Regions from separate parts of the Mus musculus genome. Here regions 1 and 2 are each linked to region 3. A link is a loop called in an ENCODE intact Hi-C map of the cell type or tissue named here. Cell type or tissue: heart. All regions are shown on one strand. Links, peaks and the distances in the headings refer to the core of each region. The heading gives the core; the rest is flanking DNA. Region 1 overlaps Zfp606 (zinc finger protein 606). Region 2 holds the start of Mzf1 (myeloid zinc finger 1). Region 3 overlaps Zfp329 (zinc finger protein 329).

Evidence for each region. Peaks named below come from ENCODE experiments on the same cell type or tissue, not always from the same donor. Only the 100,000 strongest peaks of a DNase experiment are listed, where the experiment ranks them.
Region 1: a loop joins it to region 3, with 2.7 times the contacts of the local background. A loop is called at or near these places in 5 of 42 quality-filtered maps.
Region 2: it touches region 3 in a loop (2.4-fold over the local background); 3 of 42 quality-filtered maps call a loop at or near these places.

The regions. Positions count from the first base shown.
Region 1 is chr7:12,479,361-12,490,305 of GRCm38, forward strand. It overlaps Zfp606 (zinc finger protein 606), which reads left to right. Exons shown (of 7, transcript NM_026112.4): 2 at 304-386; 3 at 1,075-1,131; 4 at 1,575-1,666; 5 at 10,210-10,336; 6 at 10,589-10,684. The coding sequence starts at 356. Among named protein-coding and RNA genes, the nearest start is that of Zfp606, 6.5 kb to the left of the region's middle. In heart, for the core only: no CTCF peak of the experiment used is centred there; no DNase peak of the experiment used is centred there.
Region 2 is chr7:13,052,301-13,063,245 of GRCm38, forward strand. Mzf1 (myeloid zinc finger 1) reads right to left here and starts at 2,464. Exons shown (of 6, transcript NM_145819.2): 1 at 2,181-2,464; 2 at 443-881; 3 at 1-66. The coding sequence starts at 841. In heart, for the core only: a CTCF peak has its summit at 4,797 (motif pointing left); DNase peaks (open chromatin) are centred at 2,141 and 2,481; H3K4me3 peaks cover 1,855 bases; H3K27ac peaks cover 1,419 bases.
Region 3 is chr7:12,797,847-12,808,628 of GRCm38, forward strand. Zfp329 (zinc finger protein 329) reads right to left here. Exons shown (of 2, transcript NM_026046.3): 2 at 5,932-10,782. It also overlaps a transcript of Zscan18 not described here. Among named protein-coding and RNA genes, the nearest start is that of Zfp329, 16 kb to the right of the region's middle. In heart, for the core only: no CTCF peak of the experiment used is centred there; a DNase peak (open chromatin) is centred at 5,795; H3K4me3 peaks cover 1,587 bases; H3K27ac peaks cover 1,357 bases.

The DNA.
Region 1 (10,945 bases), core at 2,011-10,010, 320 kb before region 3:
CTTTCTGAACCAGGAAGCTTCTAATTCCACTCTATTGACTTGTCAGAAATTCCCAGGGATTCTCCTGTCTGCCTCCCCATTGCTGGTATTACTTGTGCTCCACTTACTGCACAATGTGTGTGTGTGTGTTTGTGTGTGTGTGCGCGCGCGGTTTTTTTGTTTGTTTGTTTTTATCATGCTTCTTAGGGGTCTTGTTAACTTTGTGGATGTGTTCTCTTTGTTTTTGTTCTCGCTGGACTTTTTGTGAGACTGGACCAATTTTGCCTTTTTTTTTTTTTTTTTTTTTCTTCGCTTTGTCTCTAGGCTGATACTTGCAGTGCTCCTGGGCAGGACCCTGGCTGGTTAATCCTCAGGAATGGCTGCCATCAACCCATGGCCCTCCTGGGGTGAGTCCAAATCTTGCTTTTTTTTTTTTTTTTTTTTTTTTCCTCTGCACCTTTCCCTACAGGAGGCTTACTGTAGGTCAGGGCTGAGAAAGGGCTGCCAGCTTTGGGAGATAATAGACAGTCTAGCTGTCTTGGTACAAAATTAGAACAGGGTAGTCGTTAAGAGGAAATGTATTCGTAAACAACAAGGTAAGTTTTGTATATTTGATAGTCAGCTTCTAAAACGGACCTCTATAAGATATTCTAGTAACTCATAGAACTCTTTTGAAGACAATATATACAGTCAAAATGTTTTTAGTTCTCTTGTGTTTTTCACCGTTAATACTGTATTTCACTTATTAATATTAATCTGTATTTTTAAAACAATGTTAATAATGATATGTGATAGTTTTATCTTTGTTTTCATCACCATAGACATCAAGGCAGTATCCTACTTAAAATTAAGAATTAGGTGGTGATACATCTTATCAGAAACGTATTCAGCCATTCAGAGGGTTCTGTTTTTCATTGCCTTGTTGTTAGATCATAGTCTACAGTCTACAGGTGTCTCCTATGCAGATCCAGCTTATGTTGGATTGTTTTTTAGATGCCCTTGGGTTCTGTGTAGGACTTTGTCATGCTCCTTTTTTCTTGTGTTACATTTAGTCACTGTTTTGTACCACAGTCATAATCTGATCCTTCTCTGTAGGTACCCTCATGGACCAGTCTTGGGGGATGGCAGCTCCTGAGCCTTCTGTCTCCTGGGGTGAGTCAAGAACCTGTACCCTCAGCTGTGTCGGGTGCCATGTACTAACGTCTTCCTTCAGTGATCTGCCATAGCTGAGGTCAGAGCTGGTGACCCAGTGGTTCTTTAGAACGGGAGCTTGTAGTCCCGCTCTCAATACAGAGCTGGAATAAAGAGGGGTCAGAACAGTATGTGTAGGGGTGGTGTGGTGATGACATCTCTAGGACAGATAACACAAGAATTAGTGTCTAGAGACTTAGGGCTCAGACCAGAAAGGCTGTGAGGATTCACATGTCACCTTCTCCAAGACCCATCTCCTTCATCTGTGGGGTAAAGAAGTAGCTTTCTTCCTTACTGGTGATGGTAGGAGCAGCAGCAGGGCCTCGTACTTCTCATTTCCATAGGGTACATGATGAACTTCTGCTAGGAAGTGGTGCCTCCATGACTTCTTTTTCTATTCACAGCTCTGTGTCCTCAGGATCCAGCATGGCACATGGAGGGAAGCGCTGAGGAGGACGGAAGAAAGACAGGTGGGCTCCCAGTAGCCCAAGTCGAGGTGAGATGGAACTTCTGCTTTTCCTTGAAAGGTCACTGTGTTCCCGGGTTTTCCCTGACCACCCTAGTTGATACTGTTCCTTAATTTACAGCAGCAAGAGGTCAAGGAGTCAGCATAGGTCAAGGAGTCAGCCAATTAGCGATTCCTGAATGCAGGTATGGGAATCCAGTCAGTTTTCTATGATACAGAGCTTTGCTGTCACCCTGCCTCTCCACAGAGCTGAGACACATCTCTGTCATCAGCTCTTCTGAGAGAGATGAATGAAAGCCATTTTTAGCTGTCAACCCTTACTCCTTCCCCCAAACTCCTTACTTACGTGTTCAGAATCAGATTCAGGCTGGATACTAATATACTCTATGCTTGCTCTGGGAACAAGAACAGGTGTAAGCCTTTACCTAGAGGACCTAACAGTCCACTTTCTAAGGTGGCACACTTGGTTAATGAGACTTTACAGTTAGCCTGGGTCTAGTCATGCTCTGACACAAGAAGCCTGAGATGTGGAGGGAAGCCCTAAACTCTGCTACAGCTCAGTCCACCGATGCCTTGAGAGATGAGACATAGTCTGCATAGAGGTCAGTGGGGTTACAGAATTGTGAAGGGGGACGTTACCTTGACTAATAAGCAAAGAGGTAAAAGCAATGCATCAGGTGGGCACATCCTGGTAAGCAGCTGTCTGGCCTGCCTGAAGCTCCACGGGTATGTTAAAGATCTGGGGTGAACTCTGTGACTGGTATCTGCATTCAGGCTGATTTTAGTTAGGAGAGTCTAGGAAGAACCCAGGTGGGCCTGCACTCCTGTTGCCAACCTACAAACCTCAGAATTGTTGGCTTCACGAGGCACCATGATCCAGAATTTGTCTGGAAAGGTGTGTGCAGGGGAGAGGCTGTGAGAGGCAGGCTGGTGTCAAAGGCTTCAGTCTGATCAGGGTCTGGAAGCTGGAAGTAGATAGAGTAAGATCAGCAAGATCCACGGGGAGTCCAGCAGGGCTCTGGGAGTGTAAGAGCACCCTGGGTAACTCCTCAGAGAGCACAGGACAGGAGTGTTGGTATGGGAATACTGTCACTGTTCTCCCTCACATCTAGGTTCTTCATCAGATCCAGCCATTTTTTTTTCTCTTTTAAAAATATAATAGCTTTATTGAGATAATATCTACAGACTAGAAAGTTGACCCTTTTAAGTCGTACAGTTCATTGGTTTTTAATATAGTCACAAAATGGTGCTTCCAGCTTCTCATTCTAGAATATTTCTGTCTCCCCAAAAAGAACTCTTTATTCTTTATATCTCTTAGTAGTCACTCCCTTTCTTCCTATTTCCAGTCCCTGGAAACCACTCGTCAATTTCCAACTCTGTGGATTTGCCTGGTCTAGGCATTTAATTTAAATGGAATCATAACATATGACATTTTGAATCTGGCTTCTTCAACTTGGCACGTTTTAAGGGTTATTAATTTAAAATCATTTTGAAAATATATTTGTTTTTATATGTGTGGGGGTGCACATGTGGAGATGGGACGGGGGTAGAGTGGTCTGAGGACAGCTTGAAGAGTTGGCTTTCTCCTTCATGTGCGTTCCAGACATTGAATTCAGAATTTAAATGCCAGGCTTAGAAGCAAGTGACTTTACTCACTGACACATCTTTCCAACCTATTATTTCTTAATTTTTAAATAAAAGATTTTTATTTATCTGTATGGGTATTTTGCCTGCATGTATGTCTGTGCACTTGTAGAGCAACCAGTGCTCTTAACTGCTGAACAATCTCTCTAGCCACGTAGAATTTTCTGAGTGTGTGTGTATACCCAGGTACCCAAAGAGATGAGAAGGTATTGGGTCCTTTATAGATAGAGTTAAATGTGTTTGTGAGCTGCCTAACATGAGTCCTAGGATCAGAACATCGGTGCACATGATAGAATAGCAAGTGTGTTTAAATGCTAAGCCTCCATGTGTCAGTTTATATTTTAAAATGCCCTAGAGCAGTGTTTCTCAGTGTGTGGGTCAAGACCTCTTTGGAGGTCAAATGGCCCTTTCACAGAAGTTGCATATCAGATATTTACATTACAATTTATAACAGTAGCCAAATTACAATTATGAAGTAGCAACAAAAATAATTTTATGGTTGGGGTTCACCACAACATGAGGAACTGAAGCACAGCATTAAGAAGGTTGAAAACGACTGATACAGAGTTTCTTTTCATGACTCAGGCTCAGTTAGCCACACCCCCCGCCCCCCATTCTCTCTTTCCAGTTTTGTAAATCTTAATGTTTCCAAATGGAAATTTTTTTTTAAAAAATGAATAAAATTTTAATTTATTCTGCTTACTCTCTACTATGAAAAGGAAAAAGTAGTTTGAATATTTAGGTCTTTTACTTGTAACTTAAAATAATGAAACGATAAAGTAAGATAATGTGAAATACCAAGATAAATGTTTTAAAGTAGCATCTCTATTTAACTTTATGCCTTCCCTCACATTAAAAAAATAATAATAAAACCTCCTCCTACAGTTTCAAAGCTGACAGGTGAACTGCATTGAAAGTGTGCTGTCATCACATGGCAGTCCCACTGTCCCTGGGAAGCAGAAGGGCCTGGATGGAGGGATACAGGGTGATGGTTATCTGGCTTCAGAACTTGAGTGGCCAAGGCTCACTGCTGTCACAATATGAACATCATTTCCACATCCTGTGACAAAACCATCAGCAGTAAAGGTAGGCTAGGAAGACTAGCGGGTCACGAGTCAGTCTCGGGAGAGTACAAGTTAGCTAGGATCCAATGCTGTGAAGAAGCCTGACTAACCGCTATGCTGTACTCTATGGTTAACCTATGTGAGCGATTCTGAAAATGACTAGTTATTGCTGAGAAAAATAAAACAGTTAAATAACAACACTTTGTAATGTCTGAAGAGTTGTGATTTCTGAGAACGCAGTCCTGGCTCTCTTCCCAGATCACTACTTTGGAATTTTCCCTGTTGGAAACTTGGACTTTAATTTTGAACTGTTCTTGTATTGGTTTCTTAAGATCCTCCTTAGCCTGGAACTTGCTATTGCGTTGGCATGGAACTCAGAAGAGATCTACTCTACTTCCCTCTGCCTCCCCGGTCCTGGGTCCAAGGCATTCGTCACCACAGCCAGCTAGAACTTCCCAATTAAGCAGGATTGTGAGGTACACAATGAGCCTGTTGTTCCTGTATGGCTCTCTCCAAGTTAATTACTGAAATAAAGCATTCACCTGGTGGAAACATCAAAAGCTGCCATCTCAGCTGTATCTTGGAAATGTGTCAGTAAAATTTTATCTAGTAGAACCCTAGATCCTGTTCTTTCATAGAATAGTGAAAACAGTTTTAGTGATAATATCCCAGTTTGCTTAAAAAAATAACCAGGGAGCTTACCAAATCCGCAAATGCTCTCTATAATGATCCACCAAGGCTTTCTACATGACAGTTGAGAGGCTTGGCTAACATGAGTGCACTCGTTATCCATTATGTGCAAAGACTGTTTTCTACGAAGATCTTGTGTTGAAATGCTAATACTAGCCAGGTATGATAGGACATGCTTATAGTCTTAGCACTTTGGAGGCTAAGGCAGGAGAACCATGAGTTTGAGGTCCTGTCCTTGAAGTAAATAAATAAATATAAATAAGCAAGCTGGGGACTGGAGAGATGGCTCTGTGCTTGAGAGCACTTATTGTTCAGAGGACCTGAGTTTGGTTCCCAGCATCCATGATAGGTGGTTCACAACTACATGTGACTCTAGCTCCAGAGGATCTGATACCCTGCTCTGGATTTGACTGGCACCTTCACACAGTGCCATACATTTACACAGACACACATGCATAAATAAAAAAATAAATATTAGCCCCTAGCAACAACAACAAACAGAAAAGACTGACTAGTAAGATGGGCCAGCAGGCAGTATGCTTGCCAACTAACAGTCCTTGGTGGATGAAGAGAGCTGACTTCACAAGTGTCCCATGGCATATACCCACACAGGCACTAATATAAATTAAAAATATAGCACCCAAAACATATATATAGAATTAATAATGAAAAAACTTATGAATGCCATAGGTTCCATGAAGGAGGAAACTTGGGGAGTTGAGACAGTTAGCAGCTTTATGAAGCAGACAGCTAAGATGTAGTTCATCAGCCTTAGGCCCCATGGTTTAAGTGTGGCTAGTTTGCAAACATCCCAGGAATGCCTAGGTAAAGAAAGGCACAACATACATACAAAGTAATATATATACAAGGACATTTGCAAGAATTTGAAACATTTCCGCAAGTCATTCCACCATATGACTGGAAGATACAGGCCCGGCTTGTGAGCATTACCTGTGCTCTGCAGTCTCACCCCAGTACCTCAGGTAACTCGGAACCCTTTATTTCTTCCCTGCTCTTGGTGATGAGGATGTCCTCCGCAGAAACTGCTGCCTACTGCCATCCACTATCACTTTCAGCTGCTGGGTTTTTCATTTTTATTTGCAGACTAAAGGTATTTAATGGGCCTTTATCCCTGAGATGAGGCCTCCTTTGATTTTGTGGCCCCAACATGGTATATTCACCTGGAGGACTAACTGTCTTTACAGGCCTAGTTTGATATTTCTTTTTAAAATTCTGGATATTTTTTGGCAAGCTCTGTAATTACAACAAAGTATAAAGAGTAATTAAACCCTATCTCTGAATAAACAGCTACTGTAGCCAGGTGTGACGGCATATGCCTTAAATAACAGGACTAGAGAGGCAGAGACATTCAGACATCTATGTTCCAGGCCAGCCTGATTTGTATATCAAGCTCTAGGCTAGGCAGGGATGCATATAGAGACCCTGTCTCAAGAAACAAACCACAGAGGGAGGGAGACCTTCCCTGACAAATCCTGTAGTTAATTGTTTTACCATATTTGCTTTATTTTTCAGTCTTTACTTAGTCTTCAATCTGTTGGAGAAAGTGAACATGAATGGATTCCTTGTATACAGAGTCCATTTTTATATGTAGAACTTTAGGCAATACAATCTCTTTCACAAATCTACAACTAGCTTTGAAGGTTTTTGGTTTTGTTTATGTGTAATGGGTGTTGTACCTGCATGTTTGTCTATGCCCCGAGTGCATACAATGCCTGTGGAATCCAGAAGAGGGCAGTGGATTACCTAAGACTGGAGTTACTGCTGGTTGTGAGCTGCCTGCCATGTGGGTGTTGGGAATTAAAACCAGTACTGTGCAACAGCAATCAATGCTCTTTACCCTGGAGCCATCTCTTCAGCTCTGTGTGTAGTTTTTTAAAAGCCTACTTTGATAAAGTTTGAGGTATTTTCTCATTGGTAGAAATAAACAGGTCAGGTTTGTTCTTTCTTACTCCCAGGAACTACCCTTCACCAAATTCCATTCTACCCATCCTTTTATGGATGGGCTTCTAAATCTTCTACTGCTGTTCTCACTGCCATTTCAGCCAAAGCTGTGCCAGTGTTCTGTTATCTCACGTTGTATATGTTTAACTGCTTGCTTATGTATGACCCTAGAAGCAGAATTTTACTGGGTCTTGGGATTTAGGGAGTGTTGTTGTTGTTGTTGTTGTTGCTGCTGCTGCTAGTATCTCCATGCTGGTCTCCTATAACTGCAGCCACCTCCGTTCTGAGAGAAAATACCCATTTTCTTACATCTTTGCTCACACTTAACATCAGGTGGTGGTGTTGTTTTTAGTTGTGAGGTCAGAAAGGTGCTTGTAAATACATTACTTTAGTTTGAATGTATTTGATTGCTAGTATGTATTTTTATGTATTTTTTACCATCTGTTTCTTTCTCTTTACCTTGTGCTCCTTAACTCCCAGATAGTAGATTCAGCCAACTCTCTGTCTGGAGAGGTTTCAATGCAAATCAGAACAGGATGCTACAGGACAAAAATTAGTTCAGTGAGGGAGTGGATGGAAAGAATTCTGTACTGGAAATAGATTCCTGGGCTCCTATCTCTGCCAAGACTATGACACACAAGGGGGATAATCAGACAGTGTTAGTTATCTAAGAAAACCAATATTCAGCAGAAGAGTCCAAAAAGAATATAAAGGATAGAACTACTTTAAGAAATAATATAGAACTGGGTGGTGATGGTATACACCTTTAATCCCACCGCTTGAGAGGCAGAGGCAGGCAGATCTCTTGAGTTTGAAGCCAGCCTGGTCTATAGAGTGAGTTCCAAGACAACCAAGGATACACAGAGAGACTCTCTTGAACACCAATAACACAGGGTATCATAAAAGATGCAAAAGCCACCAACCATAAACAAAGATACACTTAATAACATCAATAATCATCTTAACTTGCAAGAGAATAACTGATATCTTCATATATATGGTCATTTGTGTGTGTGTGTGTGTGTGTGTGTGTGTGTGCACAGGACATAGGAAGCATGTGGAAAAGGTGGTTGCTAGAAATTCGAGAGTTATGGAGGATGAGATAAAGAGAAAGAAACAAGGACTAGAAACTCCAGGGTGGTAAGCATGGCCTCTCAGCTTGCCTAAGAAAATTCATTGTGCTTACATTTTTACAATTCTCTGTCAAGTTGTAGAAACAACAGGAAATTTGAAGGAAGCAGGTCTGGGTCAAACTTCAACAAGAAAAGTAGGGAATTGACTTTGTCACCAATGTTGGAGAGTATTTTATGAAGAGAGTATAGTATGTTCAACACTTTTAGGTGCTTTGTGTGGAAAAGGCGAAGGCGGATATCCACATCCCAGCTTAATAGTCTCAAAGCAGCAGGGTGAGACCTTGCTGAAAATAAGATTCATCAGTGCATGTGCATTCTCCCCAGATGCTTCAGGATAGGTCAGCAGCAGTGATGGGCTCCAGGGAGACTGAATGTGTCAGGGTGTCTGCAAGGGTTCAGTTTGGGGTTATAAGGCAGTCTTTGCAAAAGAATCAGGGGTTTGTGTAAAGTAGATCATCTTCGGAAGGTAGAGTAAATCCAGTTCTGTTGGGCAGAGTAAAAAAAAAAAAAATGTATATTGAATACTAGGTAGTGAGGGCTAGTTGACAGGTTGTTGATAAGATGTGATAAACAGACACAAAGGAGGGCTGTGGGAAAAGTGGTATGGGAGGTGAGAAAAAAGCCAGAAGCTGTGGAGGGGAGTCAGAGGACCCCAAGAGTGCATCTGGTGCATTCGTGATACACATATGAGCCCAGCAGGTTTGTCTAAGGGTTGATTATATATCAGTGAATGATGTAACCAGAGAGTCATATTCTAGTCAGTTATTTGGACCTTGAAAATAGAAAGGTCCTTGGGTCTAAGGTGCAAATAGATGCACGGTTTGTGGCCTACCACCCATACACTGTTCCTGTAACAGTAACACCTCATGTTCCACTCTGAACATGGCCAGACACCAAGTCTCACATTGACTTCTTAGAAGTATAAAGATAGAATCATTGCAGAAGTCAGACACATCAGATTGGGGTTCATCTTCTCTAGTTTTCTAGGTTCCATTTTCCTTTTCCCCTTTTGATTTTATGTTTTTCTTTGCTTAGAAACAAGTTCTTACAGGGTTGTGTAGGCAGACTTCAAACTTAGATCCTTCTGCATTGATGTTCTGAGTCCCTGAGTTATAGACCTGTCTCATGCCTGGTTTCTATTTTTATTTTTGGCACCATCATTGCGAAGGCTTATATTGAACCTGGTAACTCAGCTCATACCTTCTTGCTTCAGTCCCTGATGAGTAACTGGTTTTGCAGGTGGATGCTACTATGCTAGCCAGTTTCAATTTTTTTCTAACTCAACTGTTTTTGACCACTGCTATAACAAATACCCTCAGCCCAGGTTGCTCTGGGCCATCTTGCTCATACTTAGTTCTAGTCCTTTGATGGAAGTGACCAGTGAGGAAACTTTCTCCTGTGATCAGGATGGCAGATTCCAGATCACCTTCCAGGTCCCAGGTCCACATACAGGAGCAAAGGTTTTTCTACCACAAGCTCTCTGGGCCATAGGTACCCTCTTTCTACTTTGGTCTCAGATGCTATTCATGTAATGAGAGGACAGGGCATTGTCAAGGTGGGTGGAATTTCTGTTCATAGTGGCCATTATTATCAGAACTAGTTTCTAATAAATAAACTGGGAAATACATTGAAGATCCTCTATGTGTCTCTTAACTGCCTCCAGGTTTCTCTTTTTGACTCATGATGTTTAATTAATGTTGTGTGTGCATATTCCCCTCTAGATTTTGAGATGTCTTGATGAATACGCTTTTTGCTGTGCTACTCAGTTAAACTTGACACATAACAGCTAGAATCTTTTATTTAAAAAAAAAAATGAGACAGGTCTCTCTTTATATAGACCAGGCTGTCCTGGAACTCACTATGTAGTCCAGACTGGTCTCAAACTCACAGAGATCCACCTACCTCTGCCTCCCAAGTGCTTTATTAAAGTAAATCACCACACCTGGCCAGATTTTTGAACCCTTCTAGTGTGTCCTTTACATCCTGTCTCCTCTCCTCAAAGGCTATCAGCCTCATTCTATCCCTAGAAAATTCGGAAAGGCTGGCCTCTGGCTGAGAAGGATCATATATGCTCTTTCAGGAACCAGTGACTTTCAAAGATGTGGCTGTGGCCTTTACCCAAGAAGAATGGGGACAGCTAGACCTTGTTCAGCGGACTCTGTACCGTGATGTGATGCTGGAGACCTATGGACACCTACTTTCTGTGGGTAAGGTGAAAACTGACAAAGCCATTTCCTCCACAGTGTCTTCAGCTATCCTGTGAAAGAAGTATGTTGTATCTCTGAGGGGCTAAGATTATCTTGAACTTTGAAATTCAGGGATGAAATTCCTAATGTTTATGAAAGTATGAAAGGAGAAGGCTGTGTATATTCTGCATGAGGAAGACTAGGCAAGGGAAGATTTCCTTGGCAACTCCATAACTTTCTCACCAAAGTCACATGTCTTCCCTCCATATGTAGGGAATCAGATTGCTAAGCCTGAAGTCATCTCCCTTTTGGAACAAGGAGAAGAGCCATGGTCAGTGGAGCAAGGATATCCTAAAAGCAGTTGTCCAGGTGAGGTGATGCCCCAGGCATAAATGAAGAACTTGACCTCAAAGCTCTCCTTTTTGAGAAATGGGCTAAAGGTGGAGAAGTTATTTTCTGATACATTCAGAATTCCCTCGAGGGTGTTTTCAACTTCATGTTTCCTTTTCATCTACTACTGATTGAGAGCAGAGCCTCTCATAAAACTACATTGTATCCTAAGTCATTCCCCCAACCCCACACCACACACACACACACACACACACACTTTTCTGTCTGCTTTGTGGTTGT
Region 2 (10,945 bases), core at 1,267-9,266, 250 kb after region 3:
TGGCTGGAAGCTGGAGGGTTCCATCTTCTCTGATAGGACCTCCTTGCCCTGCACCTGGACTGTGACCTACAGAGATGCACAGACCAGGGAGAGAGAGGGGCTGGGCACAACCCATGGTCTACGGGCACCAACTCCAATATAAACTGACTAGGTCATCCAAAGTCCTGAACTTCCCCTTCCCCTCTTTTGACCTTGAGCAGAAAGCAAAAGGACTATTTGCGCGTAGAGGGGATTGCATGGTACCCTTTGTGTCTCATCTAGCTGTGGGGATGACAGATAATACAGGAATTAGCTCTTATCCTGAGAAGCCTCACAAAGGATCCGTTATAGGTGGACACATCTATATGACCAAGGAGCATGTCTGGCTGGGCATGGCACTTCTAGAGTGAGGCAAAACATGACAATGCTCCAGCCCTGACCGTCTTTTCCGTTTCTGACTCACCCATTTCCGAGGTCCATCAAGCTCCCATCGAAGTCTGTCAACCAAGGCAGCAGCCTCTTCAGGGCTGCCTGGCCACTGCCCTTGCACTTGGGCCTGGATCTCAGGGGGCAGTGCACCCAGGAACTGCTCCAGCACCAAGAGCTCTAGCACCTGTTCCTTGGAATGTACTTCTGGGCGTAGCCACTGGTGACACAGTTCTCGGAGCTGGGCCAGGGCTTCCTGAGGACCTATTGCATCCTCATACCGGAAGCACCGGAAGCGTAGACGTGCAGCCTCAAGGCCTGGGTCCCACAATATATCTTCTCTCTCATCGTCGCTGTCAGAGTCCTCCAGCTTCACCAGAGCAGGCTCATTTTCTGGGGGTGCACAGCCCGAGGAGCCCAGCACAGTGGGTCTCATCAGGAGTACCAGATCCGGTCTTTGAGGCCAGTGTCTGTCCCTAGGGAAGGAATAGTACAAGGCATGTGTAATAAGGACAGCCAGGGGCAGCGAATGCTGACTGAGTGCCATGCTGTGTCCTTTCATCCGAGACCTTCGCCATGAAGAGGACACCCGAGGGAACAGGCACTGACAGGCCAGCCACACCCCAGAGATCCGTGGGAACTCTATATGAGCCATGTGCTTTGTAGACCTCATTTCCGCCGGGCCTATATAGTGTCTGGTAGCTTACTCTGTTCTAAATACAGGCTGTTGCTTAAGCTTAGAAACATTTCTCTTCCCTACATCCTATTCTTTTCTATAGCTGCATCTCTACTTGCACCCAGACATCAGTACCACTGCTGCCTCCTCCTGGACTCCCAATAAGAGTCCCTGTGGACAGCCTTTTGCGGTGGAACAAACAAGTCCCTTAATGTTTTCTACCCAGTCTTGGACTTGGCCTCTCTCTCAGGCCCCAACATTCCTTTCCCAATGTGGTATCAAGGGGACAGCCCTACTCCACCCAATCCCCCATCTCAGCTTCTCTCAGGCCAACAGGTTTCCATATATCTCCAATACCAGAAGCCAACTCATCACATCCAACAGCGATACAAGTCTTCAGCTCTCTAGTTTAGTTGGTTGGGAGGTGACTGGGACTTCTGGGTACCCTTAAAGGCTCTCAACTCATTAGACCAACAGTCTGCAAGGGTACTACTTTTGCTGTGCCTATGTCAGCTATAGTTTCCTCACTTGTAAAAAGGACTGACTTCTCCCATGATACTTTCTGCAACTGGGACTTTGTGAAAATCTAAATTTACTATTGCAGTGGCATCAGCTTAGAGGCAGCTTGATTTCTGTGGGTTACACCTCTGCTCTTTAGGGTGCTAAGTCAACTCGAAACCCTGAGAGAAACTTGGAACAGCCATAAAGCAAGAAGAGGTTCCGGAAATACATTTCCCAGAAGTCTAAGTGAGCATCCTCGCTTTAGGGTGCCAATGTGTCCGGTCGCCGTGGCACCTGTGGCGATCAGCGCGGTAGCGCGTCAGCACAGGGCCGGTTTGCTGGGAGTTCCTGGACCCCCTACCGGCGCTCCGGGTCTAGCTAGACAGCTGGAATCCCAGAGTCCACTCTACCCAGACTCCTCCCTAGGCCTTGAGGTGAAGGGACTCCCAGCCTTCCTTCAATGCTCCGAGGGAGGCTGTGCCCTCGTGAACATGCGCACTCTCGTTCGCTTGCTCCATATCAAACTACATATCCCAGACTGCTTTGCGCGCAGCTCCAAGCCCTTCTGCCCTTCCCCCACCCCAGCCTCCGTTTCTACCCTTCTTCCCGTCCCTAGGGGATTGCGCTGGTTGCAATAATCAGCTCGCACTCCTGGACGTCTCTTCCCACACTCCCGGCCACGAATTCAGGCGTCAGGGCCCCGACGACGTGCACAATCCTCTCGGGGGGCAACGGATTCAAGCACCACCTTCCAGACTGCGCATGCCCCCACCACTTTTTTTTTTTTTTTTTTTTTTTAAATGTCAGTTCTCTACCGGCCTTCCAGGGATTTGCAGGGTTCTGCACCAATCACCGCTCTCACTAGGACGCCGTCTCCCCGTCTCCATGGCAACGACGGGTTCGAAAAAGAGCGTCCGCTGGGCTACCTGCGGAACCACTGAAAGAAAGGCTTAGCAAAATGCTTTCTGGGAGTCGTAGTTTGGAGGGTGCTGTGTGGGTGCGCAAACGCAGCACCACCGGATCTCTTTTGTATTTCTGCGCGGTGGGTAGGAGTGAGCGGGACTCCATGGTAACTAAGGGACCAAACCTGGTGGTATCCTAGGTAACGACCGCACTACTTGGTTTAAGAAAGGTCAGGATCTGTGGCGAAGCCAAGGGGAAGGGACAGGGACACAAATACCCAACGAGATGTCTATACAGGAAGGCAGAGATAGCCCCATACAGAGTCGGGGGAGAGGATGAGAGGGGTGGGAAAATTGTGAGGGGGAGACTGGATGCTAGGAGAGACTGAATATAAGTGAACACACATAGGTATGAATGAAAAGGGGGGAGGGTTAGTCATTAGAATCAGAGTTAGAACCTGAGTCATGTCAGAAAATTTAGGAAGAAGAGAGAAGCAGAAAGGGATTGGGATTAGGAAAGTGAGACATCGAAACTCTAGGGGCCAACCCAGAGTACAAAGGTAAGTGGGGAGAAATTAGAGATATAGTAAAGATGTTAATAGAGATACGGTAAAACGGACTGATAGGTTTCAAAGACTGAGGGATGGCAACAAAAAATTAGATGTGCGTGTGGGGGAAACATTTTCAGAGAAAACTCACACAAAAAATGACAACACACCAGAAAGAGGACGGGGACCAGTCCTCTAGTTTCCTAGCATCATTTACCAAACAATATTGCGACACCTGACTACTTAAACATTACCTCTCCTCCCCCATTTTTTAAATCTGTGATTGAAGTCGTAACACTATTCTGGTAGAAATTGACTTACAAGAAGCTGACAGGTAGCCGGGCGTGGTGGCGCACACCTTTAATCCCAGCACTTGAGAGGCAGAGGAAGGCGGATTTCTGAGTTCGAGGCCAGCCTGGTCTACAGAGTGAGTTCCAGGACAGCCAGGGCTATACAGAGAAATCCTGTCTTGGAAAACAAAACAAAACAAAACAAACAAACAAACAAAAAAAGAAGCTGACAGGTTGCAAATGAGTTCTGCCCAGCCATCACCTGGAAGGTAGCTAAATATCTCTTTATCCCTACACCTAACCTTTTGTTTTATTTCAGATTCATTTAGATTCATTTGTTGCATCTTCCTGAAACTACCTTTTGCTACCTTTCTGTTTTCCTTGAGGTAGTGGAAGCCAGATGCTGGGGTGAAAACCTAGCTCAGAGAGGTAGAAAAAGCACCCAGGTGACCTTCTTTCTCAGCTGAAGTTCCACCGCAAATCTCTCTCTCTGTCCCAAGAAACCTTCACATTGAATGTCCTCCCCCACTTCTACTTTCTGAATGTCTATCTGTCCTCTGGGTTCCCTTTCTCTCTCTCTCTCTCTCTCTCTCTCTCTCTCTCTCTCTCTCTCTCTCGCACGTGCGTGTGCATGTGCGTGTGCATGTGCGTGTGTATGTGTGTGTTTCTTAATATGTCTATGTTCAGTCTCTGTCAACTGGCTTCTTGTTCTGCTTCTTGACCTATGGTTGACTTTATTTAATCCTGTTTACAATACTCAAGCAGAAAGCTCTTGGATTAAAGGTGTGTGCTATGGCGGAACCACACCACAACTAAAAACAGTTTTTTTTTTAACCCCAATAAATAACACAACCTTGGGGTTTACAGTGTGATATCCTGCAACACATAAGTTTTTGACACATCCTTGAGAGTTGTGGTTCTAATCTAAAAATAATTTATTTTAGACAAGATTTCACTATGATATCCTGGAACTCTATGTAAACAGAGTACCCTCATACTTAAAGATCACCCTGCTCTTCCTTCCAAGGACCTGTGCTATGGCCACTGTGCCCAGTCTTTTGTTTTTGGTAATGTCTGGAGTAGCCTAGGTAGGCCTCTAGCTCACTGTATAGCTATTGAGCTTGAACACCAGACCCTTTTGCCTTTACCTCCCAGTTGTTGGGTGGTGACTGTTAACACCGGAAAAGGGAGAAATAAGAGAAAGCACTGAGCAGTGAACCAGCCTGAAGCTGGAGCCCCATTATAAAAACAATAAATCTTGTAGCATCAGGTCCAGCAAGCTGCAGTGGTTTGATTGCGCTTCAGTGGCTCCTGGGCAGCCCCGAGGGCCTGCTGTTTGTAGCTCAGGTGGTCTCTTTCTCGTGCTGGCTCCACTTATTATCTGTGTCTTTTCTCAGCAGCCACACCATGTGCTGCATTCCCACCATCTCCAACATCTTGAGGGTCTTCACCCTTAGGGCATCACACACTGCCCTCTTGTGGGTGGGAGAGGAGGAGGTGTCTCCCAAAGACTAAGAGGAAGAAAAGTACAAACCAGCACTGTGGCCTGGTCAGTGTTCATGCGTGTGCTTGGTCAGTGCCCTCCAGTAGCAGAAGTTTAGCAGGACTGTTGTATCTGACCTGAATTCTGGAGTGGTGGCATCTAAGCTTCAAAGTAGTTTTTTGTCAGTGATTGTTATCTGAGATTTTATAGGGTTGTTCGTTTGAAGGGTACTCAGAGCCTTTGCATAACTTAGTCTGGAGACGTGCCTGGCAAACCAGGAAGTCTCTTATGGCTGAAAATTGCTTAGGTGATGGTCTTTTCTGACAACAGCAGCTTCAGAGAAAGTGGTTTTGATATGTGGAAATTGACTTGCTAAAAGTGCCTTTAGTGAAACAATAAAAAGCTTTTAGGGACCATCCGGTCCTGAGCGGCTGATCCCCCCCTGCTGCTTGAGAAGCCTAAATCCATCCTGCAGTGTCCCTCTTTTCTTTGGATCAGCATAAGGACACCCTCTGTGGACATGCAAACTGACTCAATCTCTCTGGTAGATCCTCTCTTTCCCCTCTCTCCTTTTAGCTAGTACTGTTCCAGTGAAAATTGCATCTCTCTTTCTCTGTCTCTCTGTCTTTCTGTCTCTCTGTCTCTCTCTGACTCTGTCTGTGCTCTGTCTCTGTCTGTCTGTCTGTCTGTCTGTCTGTCTGTCTCTCTCTCTCTCTCTCACACACACACACACACACACACACACACACACACACACACTCACACAGTCTCACTATGCCCTGACTGTCCTGGAATTCACTTTGTAGACCAGCCAGGCTGGCTTCAAATTCACAGAGATCTGCCTGCCTTTGCCTCCCCAGTGCTAGGATTGGTCATGCACAACCATACCCAGTATTGTTTATTCCCCAGACTTCTGATTACATTGACAGCTAAGGTAACTGTAGTTTGACAGCTAGAAAAACTTTCACAGATGTAATCTGTTATCTCCTTACCTGCCTTTAATGGGGTTAATGTGTTTTACAACCACTGAGGTATCCACAACTTTCAACCTACTCCTTTTCTGGTAAGCTTGCCCCTGCCTCCCTGAAACAGAATATTAATATGTAGGTCTGCTTGTCCTCAAACTCTCTGTGTGGACCAGTCTCAAACTTACAGTGATCCACCTGCCTCTGCTTTTCCAACGCTTGGATTAAATCATTTGCCACCATTCCTGGCCAAGGCATTTGTGTGTGTGTCTGTCTGTCTTTTTTTTTTTTTTTTTTTTTTTTTAGATTTATTATTATATCTAAGTACACTGTAGCTGTCTTCGGATGCACCAGAAGAGGGCGTCAGATCTCATTATGGATGGTTGTGAGCCACTATGTGGTTGTTGGAATTTGAACTCAGGACCTTCGGAAGAGCAGTCAGTGCTCTTAACCACTGAGCCATCTCTCCAGGCCCCCCCCCCCCTTTTAAAAAAGATTTATTTATTTTATGTATATGAGTACACTGTAGCTGTACAGATGCTTGTGAGCCCTCATGTGGCTGTTGAAAATTGAATTTAGGACCTCTGCTTGCTCTGGTCAACCCTACTCACTCTGACCCAAAGATTAATTTATTATTATAAATAAGTACACTGTAGCTGTCCTCAGACACACCAGAACAGGGAGTCAGATCTCATTACGGGTGGTTGTGAACCACCATGTGGTTGCTGGGATTTGAACTTAGGTCCTTCGGAAGAGCAGTCCGGTGCTCTTCCCTACTGAGCTATCTCGTCAGCCCTGTTTATTATTTTTTAAAGATTTATTTATTTATGTATATTAGTATACAGTAGCTGTCTTCACACAAACCAGAAGAGGGCATCAGATATCAGGTCCCATTACAGATGGGTGTGAGCCACAATCCACAATGTGGTTTCGACGAATTGAACTCAGAACCTCTGGAAAGAGCAGTCTGTGCTGTTAACCTTTGAGCCATCTCTCCAGCCTGCCTGTTAAGTTTATAAGTACCACATATGTGTTGGTTTCCACACTGGTCAGAAGTGAAGGGACTCTAACCAGCACAAACATGGCAAATGTGGCACTGGCGGGCATTGCCCTTCTCTCCAACTCCTTCTGTCTAGAAAAAAATTCTTAAATTACATCCCTAAAGCTAGCCATCAAGGTCTGTTTCCTTAGTTGGCCACTTCCTCCTTCTGGGGTTGTTTATCAAAGTCTAGCTATCAAAGTATTGAAGTCCACCAATCAAAAGCCCCCTTTGTCTTACCTAATTAACATGACTAACTAAAATTATGCATCTTGGGGGCTGGCTCAGAGGTTAAGAGCACTGATCGCTCTTCCAGAGGTTCTGAGTTCAATTCCCAACCACCACATGGTGGCTCACAACCATCTATAATGGGACCCGGTGATCTCTTCTGGTGTGTCTGAAGACAGTTACAGGTTACTCATATACATAAAATAAATCTTTAAAAAGAATTAAGCACCTCATCCTAATATCTTTATCGTTATGAGCTGCCATTTGCCAGAGGGACGCGTCTCCTCTCTATCGGGAGGCAGTCCTTCGCCTCTCTTCAAGACAAGTACCCCTCCTCCCTCTCTCTTGTTTCCTTTGTCTTCTCCTTTGTCTTCTCTCTCCAGTCTTTGTCTTTTTATTTCCTGCCTTTTGTCTCTGTAGGACAAATAAATCTCCTTTGTGCTAAGAATTTGGTCTTGGGGTCCTGCACTGATACCAGTCCTTTTAAGAAGGCATGGAATCAGCCCGGAAGTGGTGGCGCACGCCTTTAATCCCAGCACTTGGGAGGCAGAGGCAGGTGGATTTCTGAGTTCGAGGCCAGCCTAGTCTACACAGTGAGTTCCAGGACAACCAGGGCTACACAGAGAAACCCTGTCTCGAAAACCAACCAACCAACCAAAAAAGAAGGCATGGAATGAATCCCTTGTGTCACGAGCAAGAGGATAGATGCACATTGTTAATATAACAAAAGTTACACGTTATTATGCTGAGGGTCATCATACAAAGTTCACACTCTGAAGGCTGTTCACCTGTGTGACATAGCTGAAAAAGTCAGGTTCAGTTTCTTTTTCTTTCTTTCTTTTTTTGATGTTACTGAGTTCTGGTTATCAGGGTGCAGTCCTGGATGTAGTGGTTTTCCTGACTAAGCTATTTTTTTTTTTTTGGTTTTTGGTTTTTTTGAGACAGGGTTTCTGGCTGGCCTCGAACTCAGAAATCCGCCTGCCTCTCCTCCCGAGTGCCGGGATTAAAGGCGTGCGCCACCACACCCGGCTGATATGTTTTAACAATATTTCTGTTGTGCTTTGTTTGTTTGTTTCCAGTTCTTAGCTAGGCAAAGTAGCCAATGAATACACTATAACCAGAATCTGGTATGCTATAGTTAACATGGTTATTACTGTGATGGAACACAGTGATTAAAAGCAAGTCGGGGAGGAAAGGGTTATTTTGGATTACACTTCCACAGTACTGATCATTACTGAGGAAGTTAGGTCCTCAAACTCAGATGTGTGTGTGTGTGTGTGTGTGTGTGTGTGTGTGTGTGTGTGTGAACCTGGTGTTGTGTAATAGTTTCTTCCAGTGTGTTTGAAAGCCATCTTACAGGAATCATCCATCCTGACCAAGTACGTTTTATTCCAGGGATGCAGGGATGGTTTAATATACGAAAATCCATCAATGTAATCCATTATATAAACAAACTCAAAGACAAAAACCACATGATCATCTCGTTAGATGCAGAAAAAGCATTTGACAAGATCCAACACCCATTCATGATAAAAGTTTTGGAAAGATCAGGAATTCAGGGCCCATACCTAAACATGATAAAAGCAATCTACAGCAAACCAGTAGCCAACATCAAAGTAAATGGTGAGAAGCTGGAAGCAATCCCACTAAAATCAGGGACTAGACAAGGCTGCCCACTTTCTCCCTACCTCTTCAAAATAGTACTTGAAATATTAGCCAAGCAATTCGACAACAAAAGGAGATCAAGGGGATACAAATTGGAAAGGAGGAAGTCAAAATATCACTTTATGCAGAAGATATGATAGTATATATAAGTGACCCTAAAAATTCCATCAGAGAACTCCTAAACCTGATAAACAGCTTCGGTGAAGTAGCTGGATATAAAATTAACTCAAACAAGTCAATGGCCTTTCTCTACACAAAGAATAAACAGGCTGAGAAAGAAATTAGGGAAACAACACCCTTCTCAATAGTCACAAATAATATAAAATATCTTGGCGTGACTCTAAGGAAGTGAAAGATCTGTATGATAAAAACTTCAAGTCCCTGAAGAAAGAAATTAAAGAAGATCTCAGAAGATGGAAAGATCTCCCATGCTCATGGATTGGCAGGATCAATATAGTAAAAATGGCTATCTTGCCAAAAGCAATCTACAGATTCAATGCAATTCCCATAAAAATTCCAACTCAATTCTTCAACGAATTAGAAAGAGCAATCTGCAAATTCATCTGGAATAACAAAAAACCTAGGATAGCAAAAACTCTTCTCAAGGATAAAAGAACCTCTGGTGAAATCACCATGCCTGACCTAAAGCTGTACTACAGAGCAATTGTGATAAAAACTGCATGGTACTGGTATACTGACAGACAAGTAGACCAATGGAATAGAATTGAAGACCCAGAAATGAACCCACACACCTATGGTCACTTGATCTTCGACAAGGGAGCTAAAACCATGCAGTGGAAGAAAGACAGCATTTTCAACAAATGGTGCTGGCACAACTGGTTGTTATCATGTAGAAAAATGCGAATCGACCCATTCCTCTCTCCTTGTACTAAGGTCAAATCTAAGTGGATCAAGGAACTTCACATAAAACCAGAGACACTGAAACTTATAGAGGAGAAAGTGGGGAAAAGCCTCGAAGATATGGGCACAGGGGAAAAATTTCTGAATAGAACAGCAATGGCTTGTGCTGTAAGATCGAGGATTGACAAATGGGACCTCATGAAACTGCAAAGCTTCTGCAAGGCAAAAGACACCGTCAATAAGACAAAAAGACCACCAACAGATTGGGAAAGGATCTTTACCTATCTTAAATCAGATAGGGGACTAATATCCAATATATATAAAGAACTCAAGAGGGTGGACTCCAGAAAATCAAATAACCCCCTTAAAAGATGGGGCTCAGAGCTGAACAAAGAATTCTCACCCGAGGAATACCGAAAGGCTGAGAAGCACCTGAGAAAATGTTCAACATCCTTAATCATCAGGGAAATGCAAATCAAAACAACCCTGAGATTCCATCTCACACCAGTCAGAATGGCTAAGATGAAAAATTCAGGTGACAGCAGATGCTGGCGTGGATGTGGAGAAAGAGGAACACTCCTCCATTGTTGGAGGGATTGCAGGCTTGTACAACCACTCTGGAAATCAGTCTGGCGGTTCCTCAGAAAATTGGACATAGTACTACCGGAGGATCCCGCAATACCTCTCCTGGGCATATATCCAAAAGATGTCCCAACCGGTAAGAAGGACACATGCTCCACTATGTTCACAGCAGCCTTATTTATAATAGCCAGAAGCTGGAAAGAACCCAGATGCCCCTCAACAGAGGAATGGATAAAAAAAATGTGGTACATTTTCACAATGGAGTACTACTCAGCTATTAAAAAGAATGAATTTATGAAATTCCTAGGCAAATGGTTGGACCTGGAGGGCATCATCCTGAGTGAGGTAACCCAATCACAAAAGAACTCAAATGAAATGTACTTACTGATAAGTGGATATTAGCCAGAAACTTAGTATAGCGAGATATAAGGTACAATATGCAAAACACATGAAACTGAAGAAGAACGAAGACCAAAGTGTGGACACTTTGCTCCTTCTTAGAATTGGAAACAATCACCCATGGAAGGAGTTACAGAGACAAAGTTTGGAGCTGAGACAAAAGGATGGACCATCTAGAGACTGCCATATCCAGGGACCCATCCCATAATTAGCCTCCAAACGATGACACCATTGCATACACTAGCAAGCCTTTGTTGCAAGGACCGTGATATAGCTGTCTCTTGTGAGACTAGGCCGGGGCCTAGCAAACACAGAAGTGGATGCTCACAGTCAACTATTGGATGGATCACAGGGCCCCCAATGGAAGAGCTAGAGAAAGTATCCAAGGAGCTAAAGAGATC
Region 3 (10,782 bases), core at 2,783-10,782:
GAAGATGATGATGAATAAGTTGGTTCTAGCGCAGTTTTTTTTTCTTGTCTATAAAGCATTTAACCCCCCTGTACACAACTCACTCCTTTTAAAGAAAAAAAGAACATCATGTTGTAAGTATTCATCTTTTGGCATCCAAGAAGAGAGAGGGGGAAGAGGGAAATGGAGAGAGAGAAAGAGGGGATGAAGAAGAGGAGAAGGAGAAGGAGGGAGGAATAGAGATAAAATGGCTCAGGACAAGGCAGCCTTCAAAAGCACATCTCAGTGGTCCATTCCCAACCAACCCTCCCATCCCAGCTCCCAAACTTTCTACCAACTCAAGCTAGCTAGCGCCACCAGCTGGGGAGCAAACCTTCAACACAAGAATCAACTGGTGACAGTGGAAACTTTTAGACCTCAAGAGCTGCATAGTCCGAACATATTATTTGGGCACCCTTGATCTCAGGGGACAATAGATGCTTCAGTAACAAGTGCAAAGTCAAAATGAGTTTGACTCCAAGGTCAGGAGACATAGGTGTGATGGAAAAAGATGTCATGTGTTTGTGGGCAGGTGCGGAGGGATGTGCTTCCCAGAGGAGGTGACCTTGAGAGTCTGGGGTCAAGGATATTCTTGTGCTACATGTTTGGAACGGAGATAACTGAGGCAGACAACAGATGGTCTCCAGGAACTATTAGTCTCTGTACTTGCCTGAGAGTCTGTAGCAGCTGTGGTTGGTCATGGGAGATCTTTAGTGCACTGCAGTACAGGTAGAACTAGGGTGCAGCTATGATAGTGGTGATGTTGGAGAAACCTACCCCAACAAATTTTGTATCAACTGATTATCAAAAAATTGAAATGTAAGGCTGTGTAAGATTTGTTTTTAAACTGTACAGTGTCTTTTTTTGTATAGTTAACACACTACCGAATGTGTCTTTAGATAGCCCTGTCCTGGTGGTATTTTCAATAGCCACTAACCTTGCCTGGTACAGTCTGGGGGTTGTAAATTGGCATGGAAATTTAAAGCAGGTTCTTGTTGGTGCACAGCACAAATTAGTTATATATGAGGACAGTAGTTTGGTTTTTTGGTTTTTTTTTTTTCTTTTGGTTTTCTTTTTGGGTTTTATTTTTTTCATCTTCAGTTGTCTCTGATGCAGCTTATACGAAGATAATTGTTCTGTTAACTGAATACCACTCTGTAATTGCAAAAAAAAAATTGCAGCTGTTTTGTTGACATTCTGAATGCTTCTAAGTAAATACAATTTTTTTTATTTAAAAAAAATGTATTTCCAAATGGTATAGACAAATTAAATATATATGTGAGTAAACATATATATAAATGCAGCCATATTCATATGTAAATATGTGAACATATATGATCTTATAAATATGTATATAATACACATAAAAATACATATAAACCCATTACATATACATGTCAAACTCACAAATATAGGTATATGAACATGTACATAGCATAATATCAGCACATAATATATAACTGTTACATGTATTAACTGCTAAATTTACACAAAGGACAATGAGTTTCACTACTCTTTTACAATCTTATTATAATATTTCAGAAACGTGTCTAAACACAAAGTAGATGGGAAAGATGTAAATGCTTCTGGGAGAAGTACTCTACTATGGTCAGCATTCATTAAGGACTTGGCAAGAACAAATTTAGTAACATACTTCCCAGAAGGCGTCTAGTAGATGGTTACAAATGAGTTCACTAGCTAGAGCCTTAAGAAATCCATCAATTTACTTAACCTGAGAAAACTACTAACTTAAAAAAATCTTACAGACATGTTTTGAAGCAGCAGAGAACAGGAAAGCCAAGAATTTCAGCCTCTAAGAAGTGAGACTAGGATATAGCAGAGTGTTCAAACCACAGGCTATGCTGGCCAAATATGGAATATGTTGGGCTTCCAGCTGCTACCAGCAGCTGACAAGTGATTCACGGTCAAGGCTATTTGACCTCTTTACTACATGTGCCAAATATGCTTCTAAAAGTTCCAAGTAAATTTTTAAAAAGGGCATTTTCCCAATATTTTACTATTAAAACTGATTACAGGCTTTAAGGGGTATTGTTAAAATTGAGATTCCTGAGGAGAAAAGATCAAGTGTACAGCTCACCAATTAAAGCAAGCTATATTTAGCTGTTAATCCCGGACTGGACAGCACTGCAGACCGGTCAGAGAGGCAGCCCCTGCTGGCCTCTTGAAGTCCCTCTTATAGGAGAGATAAGGTGTTTTAAGCAATGAGAGGGTTAGCTGTTACACATTGTTAGAAGGATACAAGGAAAATGGAAGGGGCAAAGGCAAGGATACAGATCAAGTGAACGGGGTTACAAGCAATTTACATCAGACCTAAGAAACAGAGTCTTACTCAGAATTACAACAAGAAACCTTATTTAGCAAGGATGTAACACAGAACAAACGGAGACTTACCCCTTAACTAGGACTTAACATAGATTTACAGAAATGTCTTAATTATAAATAGAAACCTTATTTTGCAAGGACATAACACGGGACCAACAGAAACTTCTTAATTACAATTAGAAATCTTAACTTGCAAGAAAATTTTTTTTAACTGTGTTAATTGTTATTAGTTCTGAGCTCTTAGCCTGCAAGGTATATCATCCCTTTTTGGGGTCCCATTAATTTGCCAGGTATATTGCTCCTGTTTGGATCTCATGGTATATTAATGGTAAAAGCACTTGCTTAACAAATGTGAGGCCCAGTGTTCAATCCCCAATACTGCAAATAAATAAATATAAATAAATACACCACCTCACTATAAAATAATGTAATATGTACTCATTGCAGGAAATCTGAAAAAATATACAAAGTGTTAAAAAGCACAAAAATCATCCATAATGTCAGTAACAAGTCACAAGTACATGAAATTCTGATCCTAGCCTACCTAGAGGGTCATTTAACATAGTTTGGAGTCAAACTGCTTATTCAACTTGGATGTCTACCATGCTTAACATTATAGTATAAGTAGTTCCTACATCATTAACATATTTTGCTTAGCATAAAAAAACTGTGAATTCTCTTTAGAAATTGATTCAAATGATTCCAAGGTATTATGATGAAATTTTTAAAAAATTAAGTGAAAGGTTATGTGCTGGGTTAACAACAGCCTTTATTTTACTGTGACACAAAATGAAATTTGAAAGAACCATCAAAGGAGCTCATCTCTAGTAAATACAATTTCATCACACATTAACTCTAATTATGCATCTAAACAGTTCACTATGTAACTGTGTTTGCTTCAAATACATAAATATATATAACATGATATACAGATGCATAAAGATTTCACACTCATATATACATACATACACATATGAACATACAGATGTATGTGATACACACATGTACACACAAAATTCCATATAAACCCACAAATAAAATATGTCGTACACACAAATACAGACTTAAGCATACACATAACACCATAATGCATAACTATTACATATTACGAGTAGTAAATTTAGATGATGGACAAGGGATCAAACAAGTTGAAAAATCATCAGGCAATAAAAATGTGTTTCATAAGGACAATGGTCAAGTGTCTCCTATCGTACTGCTACAAACAAGGGAAAAAAAAAAAAAAACCACTAAAAAGTCTGTGTGTCGTGATGGTACAAATTATAGTCCTGGTACTCAGAACGCTGAGGCAGGAGGACTATGAGCTCAAGGCCAGCCTAAGCTACACAGAAAGTTGTAGGCTAACCTGTGCTACACAAGCCCATTTCAGAGCAAAACAAAACCTGAAAACTTGTATGTTCACAACAGGGTAAGGAATACAAACAATTTAACTCAACATCTCTATAAGGTGACTGGTTTCAGACCCTGGACAAGGGTCTAAAATGCATATTTTACATATCAAAGCAAACCTGGCCTCCAAGTTCTCCCAGCATCCCTTAGTCTCTACCTGGTAGACCCTGCCACCAACGTTGAGCTTTATAGCCCAGGGGTTGGGCTGCCCTTCCACTAGAGGCTCCTCCCTATATAATCCAGACATTTTTTCATTTTGCCCTCCTCTTCTTCTCCTCCTCCTCCTCCTCCTCCTCCTTTTCCTCTCCTCCTCTTCTCTTCCTTCCCTTATCTCTCTGTGCTTGCCCTTTCTCTCATTCTCCTCCCCGACCCCCAGTCCCCATGGCGACTCTTCTGGCTTCAATCCTTGGGGCCAGTGAACTTGCCCAAGAGCAGCCTCATAATAAACCTATCTTTAATATAATATAATATAATATAATATGGCTTGAATTGGCTCATTTCACCTGGGGCAAAGAGATAACTTAACAGTGACTCCTCTCCTCAGGAAAAACAGTGCTGAAAACCGGAGTCAATTGGTGAGAAAATCAAGCGGCAAAGTTCAAACTACAGCAAGCATATCAACTCCACATATTCACACACCACACTGCTTGAGGCAACATGTATTCTAAAAGAGAAAGCTCTACAGTGGCCTGGAGACGCTGGGACAAAATGCTGGATGCACTGCACACCCACTCTGTGATCTTGCAGTCACAGAGACAGCCTTTTGTCATTCACTCAGCAAAAGTTTACTGAACTCTTAACTGTGTGCCTGGCTCTCTTCTAGGCAACGATGTTTAAGCATGGGACCTGATTTTGCACTGTAATGGAAGAGAAGTCGAAGAACAAAACATACCACTCTTACCATCAAATACTCGATCTACAAACTTAGGGTCAGATCTGTATTTGTTTTCTGGGTTAGAGATACCTGTTCCATTCTCTTGCCGCTACTTATAAAGCCAAGCAAAACTCAAAGAACGCACTGCCCAGGGTGGCAGACTTGTGCTCTGACTTCTGCTTTGATGTAGGTTCCTGGGCCCATACCCAAGCTTGTGAGGACTCTAGCGATTGCGGAGCTGAAGTTATCGTGGTTTAAATTGGTCATGATTTTGACAAGTTCCCCTGCTGTCTTGTGAGAACACAAGCGAGGAGGTGGTTGGATTCTGGGAATTTCTTAGAGGTAAAGGAAAGTATTTTGAAAACACAATGGGGAAAGTGTGTGACTAATAGAAAAAGAAAAAGCAAAACAAAACATCGAGGTGAATGCTGAGGAATTGAGAGAAAGAAGTCAGTTACAGAGAATACACTAGATGCTGAACTAAGAACTCACTTAAGTCAGGGATGTCTGACCTCGGAAAGGAGTGGATATCAGGGGCCTGTGGGTAAAGACAACCCAGTCCATGCCTGTATTGGCAGGTAGGGAAAGGCAACACTCAGCAGGGAGAGAAGGAAGACCTCTAGGAAGAGAAACAAAACACACACAGGTGCTGGGAGGGAACGCTGTCTATATGAGGAAAGGGATGGAGGGAAAGCAGAAAAAGGTCTGGTGGGCAGAAAGGCACAGAGAAGAAAGCTTGGGAGTGGACACAGAACACAGTAGGGATTCCAGTCCCTAATCCTGAGACCCAGAGGAGGAAGGGAGGGGGAGGAGCTGCGTCTGCGAGTGCACTTGGAGGGAAAGCAGCAAGATGCACACAGGCGGAGGAGTGCGAACCTCAGGGAGTCTGACCCAGAGTAAGAAGGAACCATTCTCCGCGTCCTGCGGGCCGAGGACGCACGTGACATTACGCACAACAAAAGGCCGCCAGCCCACGCTCAGCGCTAGATCCCAAGATGCCCAGACACGCAGGTCTAGGGCTCTGCTTCGCCTCTGCGGAAGGGGGAGGGGGGCGGACAACAAAGGACGAAGACACCACCTAAGAACCAGGGAGTCGCCCACTCACCTCCTTGGGCTCAACTCCCACGTGGGACGCTAGAGGTCTGCGCGTGCTCGCCCCAGGCTCCCGGATGAGGTGTTCCTGAGCTGCCTGACGTCACTAAAAGCTGAGTGAGGCTATCCCGGATAACCAGATCCAAGGCCGCAAGAGCGGACGCTTCCTTTTCCGTTGCTGTCTCGAGCTCTGCAGCTTTTAGTCCCGGCAAACTGCTGAGGCTTAATGAAAGGAAAACCTCGAGCCACCTGTCCCAGACTGCGCGAACCTCCTACGAGAGGTCATCCTTTTGCAATAGTACCTACCTACCCCTGTCTCCCCACCCTCCTTATGCGGGATGTGACCCAGGGCGCCCAGCGAGTCCAGCGCCCTTCCATTTGTTATCCCTAGGTAATCCCTAGGGATTGCCTTTCCTCAGCAATTAAAGAATTTAAAAGCAGGAAAAATCTCTAAGGTGACAGCAGCAAGGAAACTGAAACGTAGCACGCAGGAGCAGACAGAAATCAGCCCATTCAGAAGAGATTTTACTAGGGGGTAAGGAAGAACACAGAAAAGACGCTCTGTAAAGCAACCCAGCTTCCTCTCCGAGACAGTTTTTTCATCTTTTGACTCTTAAGTTTGGAGAGTTCGGTTTGAAGACAGGACAGGTGACTACAAAATGCAGTTGCTTATCAACTAGTTACCTGTCAACACCTGTACTATTCATCCAGCTACAGTATCCTGGGATTTCTATAACATGTAATGAATTTGGACACTGCCATGAATTTATTGGCTATTTGAATTTCCTCTTTCAAAACGGCACAGAACCAAAGCGTTTTCGCACATTTTCAATGAGGTTTTTTTTATTTTTTTAATCTTTGAGATGCTGGATCCTTAACATATTTAACTATGAGCTACAATGGTCTCTTTTTTTTATTGTCATTTCACTTATATGGACTTTCTGATGCATATGAATTCTTAAATTTACTATAACCTTTCTCTGATACCCATTTCACTTTAAAATGTTTGCCTATCCAAGATGACAAAAAAAAAAAAAGTTTGATATTCTCAACTAGAAGCTTCAAGCCGCCTTTCCATTTAAATAGTTTGTCTATCAAACTATAGCCCCTGGATAAATGCTACTCCGAATCTTGTGGTTTTGGACAAAGAGTATTTTATTATAGTTTTGTCTTTTGGTTGTTTGGGGTTTTTTTGTTTTGTTTTGTTTTGTTTTTTGTTTTTGTGGTTTTTGCAACTGAGTTTATGTAGTCCATGCTGATTGGAACTTGTGGCAATCATCCTGTTACTGCCTCTAAGCGCTGAGATTTACAAGTAAGCACCACCAGTCTGGCTTACTTTAAAAAATGAAACTGAATCTTCTGTAATTTTCACTGTGAAATACAATTTTTAAAAAATCAGAGTCCATATGTAAAACTTTATTGGACACATCCACACACATTTGCCTACAAATCATCTATAGCTCCTTCCACATTACAGTCATCGGTGGCTGAGTAGTTGCAGCGGAAATGATATTGAACACAGTTTAAAATACAACTTTTCCCTTGCAGAAAAAAAAAATGCTGATCTGTGGGATAAGGTATAGATTTTAACTATATAAATTATTTTCCCCAAACCACAAGAAAACACTTCACACCACTAGGGCAAAAAAAATAAATTAATATTGGTAAGGACATGAAGAAGTCAAAGTAGTCATACATCAGTCAAACGTAAAGTGAACATCATTTCCTCAAAAAAGCAAACAAAGATCCAGCAATTCCACTCCTAAGCATCTACCCAAGAGTACTGAAAATTTATTGGCACATGAGTTTGTATGTTTTTAGGACAGCACTATTCTTAGTAGCCAAAAAAAAGGAAGCTGAAATGTCCATCAACCAATAAGCAAGATAAGGTTTTAATCATATGGCAAAATATTTTTCAGCCACAAAAAGGACCTTGAACATACAACATGAACCTTTAGAACATTATGCTAAATGAAATGAAGTTACAAAGGGCCACATGTCTTATTTTTCCATTGATCTGCAATGTAAAGAATTGGCAAATGCACAGTGAAAAGAGACTGGTGATTGACAGAGTCAGAGGAATGGGAGGATGCTAATATGTACAAAGGGCTTTTCTATGGATAATGAAAAATTTCCTCACAACCACCCATAATGAAATCTGATGCCCTCTTCTGGTGTGTCTGAAGATAGCTACAGTGTACTTGTGTTTAATAATAAATAAATCTAAAAGAAAGAAAGAAAGAAAGGAAGGAAGAAAGAAAGAAAGAAAGAAAGAAAGAAAGAAAGAAAGAAAGAAAGAGAGAGAAAGAAAGATGTCCTGAAATTACAGAATGGAAGTGACTCAACTTGTGAGAATATCATGAACCACTGAATAGTCCCTTTAATTTTAAAAACTTGAACACTAGTCTATTTTATCAGAAATGACCATTAATGCTGAATACCTATGGTTATTAAAGCATAGATACAAGTATAAACTTATTTACTTGGTTTTTTTTTTTTTTTTTTTTTTTTTTTTTGGCTAGGACTTCATTGTTCATATTCTGAAACCATTATCTTCAGAATCATAGATTAGATGTTTTCCTGTAAATGGGTTTACCCTTGCACAAAGCTTTGTTCTCCATACCTGTCTCTGCAATGAAGCCATTTCTTTAACTGTGTGTGACTCATGAAGACGTTCCATCTCTGACTTGTTCCTCCCTGTAACTCACATGGTGGAAGGTTTCTCATCCCTAAATCCTAACCTCTTGTTGCATGACATCATACCCCTTACATATCACACATGTAATTGCCTTTCATTGGGAAAGGAAATGAATGATCAAGCTTTTTAAAACTGTAATCATATTTATCCAACATAGACACCCCATCCCCTTTCTCAGCTTTACTTTTCTCTCAGGCATCAACCACCATCTGATACATGCTGTGCAATTATTCTTCTCCCCTGCTGAACTGCAAACACCTTGTTCTGCCTTCTGCTACAGTACCAACTCTTACTGCACGTACTCCATACAGTTGCTGAAATAAGAAAGACATGAAGTTGATGAGCAGTCTGCAGGCAGGCATACTTGAGCACTGATAACTTGAAAATCAAAAGGATATAGGTTAATGTTAACTAGTTAAGACACTGAGCATAATTTTAAATGTTCCCCATCTCCATGTTGGAGGTAAAATCTGCTCTGGCACTGACACATTCTTGGGCTCCAGACATGCTTGATGAGGCTGAAATATGCCTCCTTCTTGGCCAACCAAGCAGACGGGGATGGGATTAAAGTTACAAGAAAGTTACTCTATCTTTTCTGAGATTTCTTTCCACAAATGGCTACTTACAGAACTTATTTTATTATTATTTCTTATTGTTTGGGTCAGGGTCTCACTATGTAGCCCCTAGCGGTCCTGGAATTCACTTTGTAAACCAGGCTGGCCTCAAACTCAGAGATCCACCTGCTTCTGCCTCCTGAGTTCTGGCATTAAAGGTGTATGCCACCATGCCCATGAACATTCATAGTATTTAAATCTCTAAACGAGTAATAAAATTCAAGGCTGTTAAAGTGGTGAACTCACAGAGGCCAACAGAGGCAAAATAAGTCTTCTTTTCCTTTAAAAAAAAATTGTTGCTATGGAGTGGAAAGGGTTGGTTTACTTAACTTGCTTGGTAAAAGAACACACTTCTGTCAGGAGTCTAAAAAGAACTATCAAGTGAAGTTTATCACCTACAGATAATATAACAAATTACCACAAAAAAAAAAAAAAAAAACCCAAAAACAAAAACAAACAAACAAACAAAAAAAACGTGGCTTAAAACCGCACATCAGGTATTCAACAGACTGTAAGGACAGGAATAGTTCCTTCTGGGGAGACTCGGGGGGAAGGATGCACTTTCTTGCCTCTCTGGCTTTCAGAAGCCACTCATATGTGGATTCTCCAGCCTTAAAGCCAGGAACAGTAAGTTAAGCACTGTTCAAAGTCAGGAAAAGTAAAATAATGTTCAGTCTTTGAAATACTCTATATTCACTTTCTCCATCTGATTCCAGCCCAAGTTTTCTCTACCTATTTAAGGGCTGTGTGATTACAGGATACTTGTCCTGATATTCCATTATACTCTTCTGTCTGTTCCCCAGTCAGGCCTACGACTGAAAATTGCCCAGGTTGCACTGGAAGTCATCTGGAACTCTCCCAACTCAAATCTCACCTTTCCCCCTTTAGTCAAAAGTGTCCACCTTCTATACAGCCGTCATTTTCGCTACACCAGTTTTCCCTGCTCATCTGAGAAAACTAGGTTTAGAAAAGAGCAAGGGGAAACAGTTCACCCTCACACAAATCCCATGTGAACTTACTACAATTTCAGAGTTGACACCTCTTCCTTGCGGTGCTTCCCTCAGGTTTCTTGTTCCAGAATCTGAAATGCAGTATCAAGAAGCAGGGACACTACTAACACTAATGGTACATGCATGTTTTACTTGAGAATAACAGACACCAAAGTGCTGCACCCTTGAGTGATATAGACAGTCCACTAGGTATTTGCTAATGCCTTATTCATACACATAACATGAGGACCTGAACTCTACACAAATTAGTATCCGAAATAATCAACAACAGTGAAGGCAGGTGACAACTGAAATACAGTTCAATATTGTTCATTATAGAGACAATCTGTAAGCTACAAATGATTGTGTGGTGTGTGTGTGTGTGTGTGTGTGTGTGTGTGTGTGTGTATACCAATCACAGTACTCAATAATATTCTGAGATAATAACTGTTCCAAGGACTATTTTTGTAGGATATCTGACAATATCTTTGGCCTCTACTCACTAGGCACCAGTCCCTTCCCATCATACGGGTGCTAGGAACCAAACCCAGGTCCTCTGGAAGAATAACAAGTGCTGTCTACCACTCTCTCTCTATCCCCATCATATGATAACCATCTTGCTGTCAAGGGCATGCATACAGAAGACTGAGATGTCTAACTTCCTTATGAATCTACTCAACAGTCTTAATCATCTCAAAACAGGCTTATGATTCTCTCTTCACAGGAACCAAAAGGTAGAAGACAGGA